Regions from separate parts of the Mus musculus genome. Here region 1 is linked to region 2. The links are chromatin loops, found by intact Hi-C in ENCODE. Cell type or tissue: heart. All regions are shown on one strand. Links, peaks and the distances in the headings refer to the core of each region. The heading gives the core; the rest is flanking DNA.

Region 1 (2,808 bases), core at 33-2,532, 330 kb before region 2:
ACTGTGATATTAAGGGGAAAATCTTATGCTGGTAATCATAATCATCAAAGCCCTATGTTTCAAGGATAATGGAAACTGAAAAATTTCAACATAATGACATCATTACCTCTGTACTGTATCCCATCATTATTGATAGTCATGGAATGGAAGATCAGACTGTAAAGATGCAGGTTCTTAATGGAGGAAGCATACCTAAAACCAAAGCTGGCCTCCAGTGTGGAGTGTTCCTTGTTCTGACTTCACTTTTAGGGAATAGTGGTACACATGAATATCTTGGGTGTTTAAAAGTATTCTATCAATCCGACTTTAAGATCTAGTTAGCATGCTTGGGTTCACCAGCAATACAAAACAGTTATGTCTCTGTTACTAATCAAGCCAATCAAGTTAAACCCTTCTATAGCTTTTTTCTTTCTTTCTTTCTTTCTTTCTTTCTTTCTTTCTTTCTTTCTTTCTTTCTTTCTTTCTTTCTTTCTTTCTTTCTTTCTTTCTTTCTCTCTTTCTCTCTTTCTCTCTCTCTCTCTCTCTCTCTCTCTCTCTCTCCTTCTCTCCTTCTCTCCTTCTCTCCTTCTCTCTTTCTCTCTTTCTCTCTCTCTTTCTCTCTCTCTCTTTCTCTCTCTCTCTTTCTCTCTCTCTCTTTCTCTTTCTCCCTTTCTCTCTCTTCTTTCTTTCCTTCCTTCCTTTGATTTTTCTTTGTGTGTGTGTGTGTGTGTGTGTGTGTGTGTGTGTGTGTGTGTGTGTGTGTGTAAATATACAGAATCTTCTGTTCTGTGGATCAAACCCAGGTTGGCAGGCCCTGTGGCAGGTACTCTACACTCTGCACCAGCTTTCTAGCATGATTCTTTTCTTACAATTTTGAAGGTTTTCCTTGCTTGTATCTGACATCTTATTCTTGGCAACTCTGGCCTTCAGTGGGCACACACATAAACATGTACATAAAAATTACATACATGTACATGTGCACACATGAACCACACAATGTGTGAGGATGTTGGCCCCTCATTCAGCTGAAGTGCCCACAGCCTTGCAATAATAAACCAGAAGTGAATGTCATAATCTATTATCCTTGTCACTGCTGCTGCCACAGGGTGTCACTGTTGAAGCATAGGCTGACCAGCTGTCTGGGGTTCAGCCAGGGTGTGGGCCTCTTGACCTCACCCCTTTATCCTAGCCTCTCACTATACCCTCTGTTGGCTTGGAAGTCTGATGACTGCTCTCTGGTTCAGCTCCTCTACCGGACACGTCTGTGTTAGAGTCTCCAGCACTTACTACACACATATAAAGAACACACAGGAGCTCCAGCTATCTGTCTCCAATGGCCTCCAGGAGTTAACACACTGCTTATCTGAGTTCCCCTCTGCTTGCTGCTAGTGCAGCTTCTCAGGGTTAGGCACTAAAGATAGCTTCATCTATTTTTAACTCTCTCAGCCATAAAGAATATTTTTCTTGGTGAGTGTGCAAGAGAGCTGGTTTACTAATCCAGAATGGATAAGGGATGGAATGTATTCCTTTCTTCTACCCCCTACCCACCCTAACCCTAACCTTTATGTTTTATTATTGTTGTTTGTTTTTAGAGCTGATTTTGTGTGTGTGTGTGTGTGTCTTAAAAACTCCACACTCTTCTCTTGGGATTTATTTTTCTTTTTAAAGAGAAAGGTGGCTGACATTTTAGGGGTTGAAAAGAAAAGCAACCAACTTTACAGATATTACCAAATGCCCAGGGAAGGGGAAAGGGGGAAGGCCAGGGGCAGAGGAAGAGAAGAGGGAAGGAGGTTAAGATTTTGTAATTGAAGAAGAACTTGCTGACTCTAGTACAATACTGTTGTGGCTCAGGCTCAGGGAATTGCTGTTAAAGAGACAGATGTGTTATAGTTGGTGAACCAGGCATAGATGCTCTGCAGCTGAGGAAGTTGACAGACCAGTTTTAAAGGACATGGTGGACTCAAGTCTTCAGCTGTCAATGGCTATATTTTGTTAAAATTGGAAAAGAAGGTTGGAATAAGAGAGTAAGAGGGAGCAATGGCACTCAAAGAGGCTGACACCCAAGGCGCCTCCTTTCTTGGGAGAGGACATTTGGAGAAAGAGGCCTTTGGGATATGGAAGAGATGCCCAGATTTTTCTTTCTTTCTTTTTTTTTTTTTTTAGGCCAACTGTTTTATTTTATTTTGATTTCTAGTGATTTTTCAAAGTGTGGGAACTATTAAAGGACCTCAATATCAGACAATGAAATAGAGAACATTCAGTTCTTAAATACAAAATGGAGAGACATGTATATAAATTCTCTTCATTTTCATAGATGGAAAATAGTGTTTTTTTTCTTTTTTCTTTTTTCTTTTTTATTAGGTATTTTCCTCATTTACATTTCCCATGCTATCCCAAAAGTTCCCCCATACACTCCCCCCCCACTCCCCTACCCACCCATTTCCACTTTTTGGCCCTGGCATTCCCCTGTACTGGGGCATATAAAATTTGCAAGTCCAATGGGCTTCTCTTTCCAGTGATGGCCAACTAGGCCATCTTTTGATACATATGCAGCTAGAGTCAAGAGCTCAGGGGTACTGGTTAGTTCATAATGTTGTTCCACCTATAGGGTTACAGATCCCTTTAGCTCCTTGGGTATTTTCTCTAGCTCCTCCATTGGGGGCCCTGTGATCCATCCAATAGCTGACTGTGCATATCCACTTCTGTGTTTGCTAGGCCCCGGCATAGTCTCACAAGATACAGCACTATCTGGGTCCTTTCAGCAGAATCTTGCTAGTGTGTGCATTGGTGTCAGCGTTTGGAAGCTGATTATGGGATGGATCCCATGAT
Region 2 (2,808 bases), core at 135-2,634:
ATTTATTTATTTATTTATTCAGCTTTCCACCCCCCAGGCCCACTAGCAAACTCTTCTCCCATCCCAATTACCCTTCCTCTTTTTTTTCTGAGGAGAAGGCTCCCCTCCCCCTCCCCCATACCAATATATGCTCTTTGATTGGTGGTTCAGTTTCTGGGACCCACAGAAGCTAAATAACAAGGAGGGGACAGGGAGGGGATCATCTCTAAGATGGGCCAGAGATCTGGGATGGAGTGAGTCTAAGAGGGTGACTCTAGTTGAGACTCCTAGCATTGAGGGATAAGAAGCCTAAAGTGGTCACGTCCTATAGCCAGACAGGACTCTCAGGAGAGAGATAAGAACAGCAACCTATTTACAAAACCTTCAACCCAAGTGTGTCCTGCCTCCAAGAGCTCAGGGACAAAAATGGAGCAGAGACCAAGGGAATGACCAACCAATGACTGGCCCAACTTAAGACCCATCCCATGGGCAAGAACCAACCCTGACACTATTACCGATACTCAGTTATACTTACAGACAGGAGTCTAGCATAACTATTCTCTGAGAGGCTTGATGCCCCAGTGTAGGGGAATGCCAGGATGGGGGCTGGAGTGGGTGGGTTAGTGAGCAGGGGGGACGGGGGTGGGATGGGGGTTTTTGGAGGGGAAACTAGGAAAGGGGATAACATTTGAAATGTAAATAAGGAAAATATCTAATAAAAATCCATTAACATAATCTACTCTAAATAAAAAGAAATCATTTAAAGCAATGTGCATTATGGAGCACACACTTAGTAAGTTTTAGATATTATTAATATCTTGTGTTTTTCTTTTAATTAAAAATGCATTTAAAATGGAGTCCTATATTAAAGACTTATAATTGCCTGTTATTTTTCTGTGTAGTTAGTTTATTCTGTGACTTATATATGGATGTATGATCTGTATTGTACTCATAGTGTTTAAACTTCAGAATATATTGTGTGTATGTAAACATGTGTATGTGCAAATAAGAAATGTGAAAATACGTTTAAGGTAAAGTACAGAAAAAAACATTACAATAAAGTAAAAAACCTTACTCTAAAAAAAAAAAACAACAACAAAACAAAAACCAAAAAACAAAAAACAAAAACTATTGACTCTACAGTTCTCACTGAGGACCAGACAAATAGGAATATGTTTTTAAGGAAACTGTAGCTGGGACAGTATTTTATATGTTTTTCTGTTTCTGTTGATCACTTAACTTCTGTTATTTAATATATTCTGCATTCTTACGAGTAATTTGTGCTTCTTGCTCCTTTCAAATGTACACATTTTTGTGAGAGTTTGAGAGAGATACATGCTTAAGTGTGAATGTTTGATTTTTCTTCTGACTTAAAGAAAACACACACATCTAAGTATACAAACTCAGTCTCCCTAATAGTAATGTCATTTTCAAAGCCTGTTTTTCTCCAAGCCAGCTTTATTTGTGCCCTCTAGTGGTAGAAGCAGGAATGTGTTCAGTAAGCCAAAAAACCCTGGAGAACACCACAAGCCCTCTTTTTGGTACAAAATGATTCAGCATCCACATCCCTAAATAATAATGCTAAACATAAATATGCACAGAGAAAGGTATATATGAGCTTACTCAGAATAATTTTCGAATGTACTGGAATGTCTACTGAAACATGAATTTCTGACTCCTGAACAGCTCAGGTTTTTATGTAGCAGAAGCAGGTATTTTTATGAATTTAATGGCCCATTTGCCCAGCCATCTTTTGATAATCTTTGGAGAAAATATTTATATTTTCCACAAATCTGTTTTCTGAGACCTCTTAAATTGCTGCTGTCAATCAACTTACTATTTACTTTGATCTCATTACAAAGCTGCATGGAATCATTTCATTCGCTTTTTTTTTAACCAGTTGTGTTTGGTTCTATCTCTGGGCTATTCAGCCTCTGGTTTACACCATCCAGGCAGTGTCTGGTTTGGGCTTCCTCTCATGGCTGGCTTCTCAAGTTGGAGCAGTTATTGCTTGGCCACTCCCATAAGTTCTGCACAACCATTACCCAGCACCTATTGCAGGCAGGATAAATGGTAGATCAAAGGTTTTGTGGTTGAGATGATGTCCATCCACTGGAAGTTTTGCCAGTTACACAGACATAGACGGGTGCCTAGTCCAATAATTATCAGAGAGGCTTTATCCAACAACTGACAGGAACAAATAGCCAAACATTAGGCAGAGCTTGGAGAACCCCATGGATTTGGGGGGGAGGGGAGGGGGGCAGAGTCAGGGATCAAAATAACAAGATCTACAGAATCAACTAAGCAGTGGTCATAGTGGCTCACAGAGAGTGAAGCAACAACCATGGAGTCTATAGGGATTTGAGCATGGTTCTCTGCATATAACTTATGGTTGTGAAGCTTGTTGTTCTTGTGGGACTCCTGAAAGTGAGAGTAGAGGTGTCTCTGACTCTTTTGCTTGTTTATAGGAACCTTCAGCTGGATTGACTCATCTAACCTTGTGCCGGTCTTATAGAATCTTTTTTTTTTTTTTCCTATTTGATACTTTTAAGGGTGTGGCTTTTCTTTTTTTTCTTTTTAATTAGATATTTTTTGCATTTCAAATGTTATCCCTTTTTCTAGTTTCCACTCTGAAAATCCCCTACCCTCTCCCTCTGCCCCTCCCCCTGATCCCCAACCCACCCACTCCCACTTCCTGACCCTGGTATTCCTCTAAACTGGGGCATAGAACCTTTACAGGACCAAGGGCCTTTCCTCCCATTGGTGACCGACTAGGCCATCCTTGGCTACATATGCAGCTAGACTTGATAGACTATGTTCAATGGATAT

The links. Hi-C counts contacts between places; a loop is a spot of excess contacts. Peaks named below come from ENCODE experiments on the same cell type or tissue, not always from the same donor. Only the 100,000 strongest peaks of a DNase experiment are listed, where the experiment ranks them.
Region 1: a loop joins it to region 2, with 10 times the contacts of the local background. A loop is called at or near these places in 6 of 42 quality-filtered maps.

The regions. Positions count from the first base shown.
Region 1 is chr14:124,741,100-124,743,907 of GRCm38, reverse strand. No RefSeq gene overlaps it. Among named protein-coding and RNA genes, the nearest start is that of Fgf14, 65 kb to the right of the region's middle. In heart, for the core only: a CTCF peak has its summit at 1,087 (motif pointing right); no DNase peak of the experiment used is centred there; H3K27ac peaks cover 1,268 bases.
Region 2 is chr14:124,409,796-124,412,603 of GRCm38, reverse strand. All of the region lies in intron 1 of Fgf14 (fibroblast growth factor 14), which reads left to right. Among named protein-coding and RNA genes, the nearest start is that of Fgf14, 270 kb to the left of the region's middle. In heart, for the core only: a CTCF peak has its summit at 1,455 (motif pointing left); no DNase peak of the experiment used is centred there.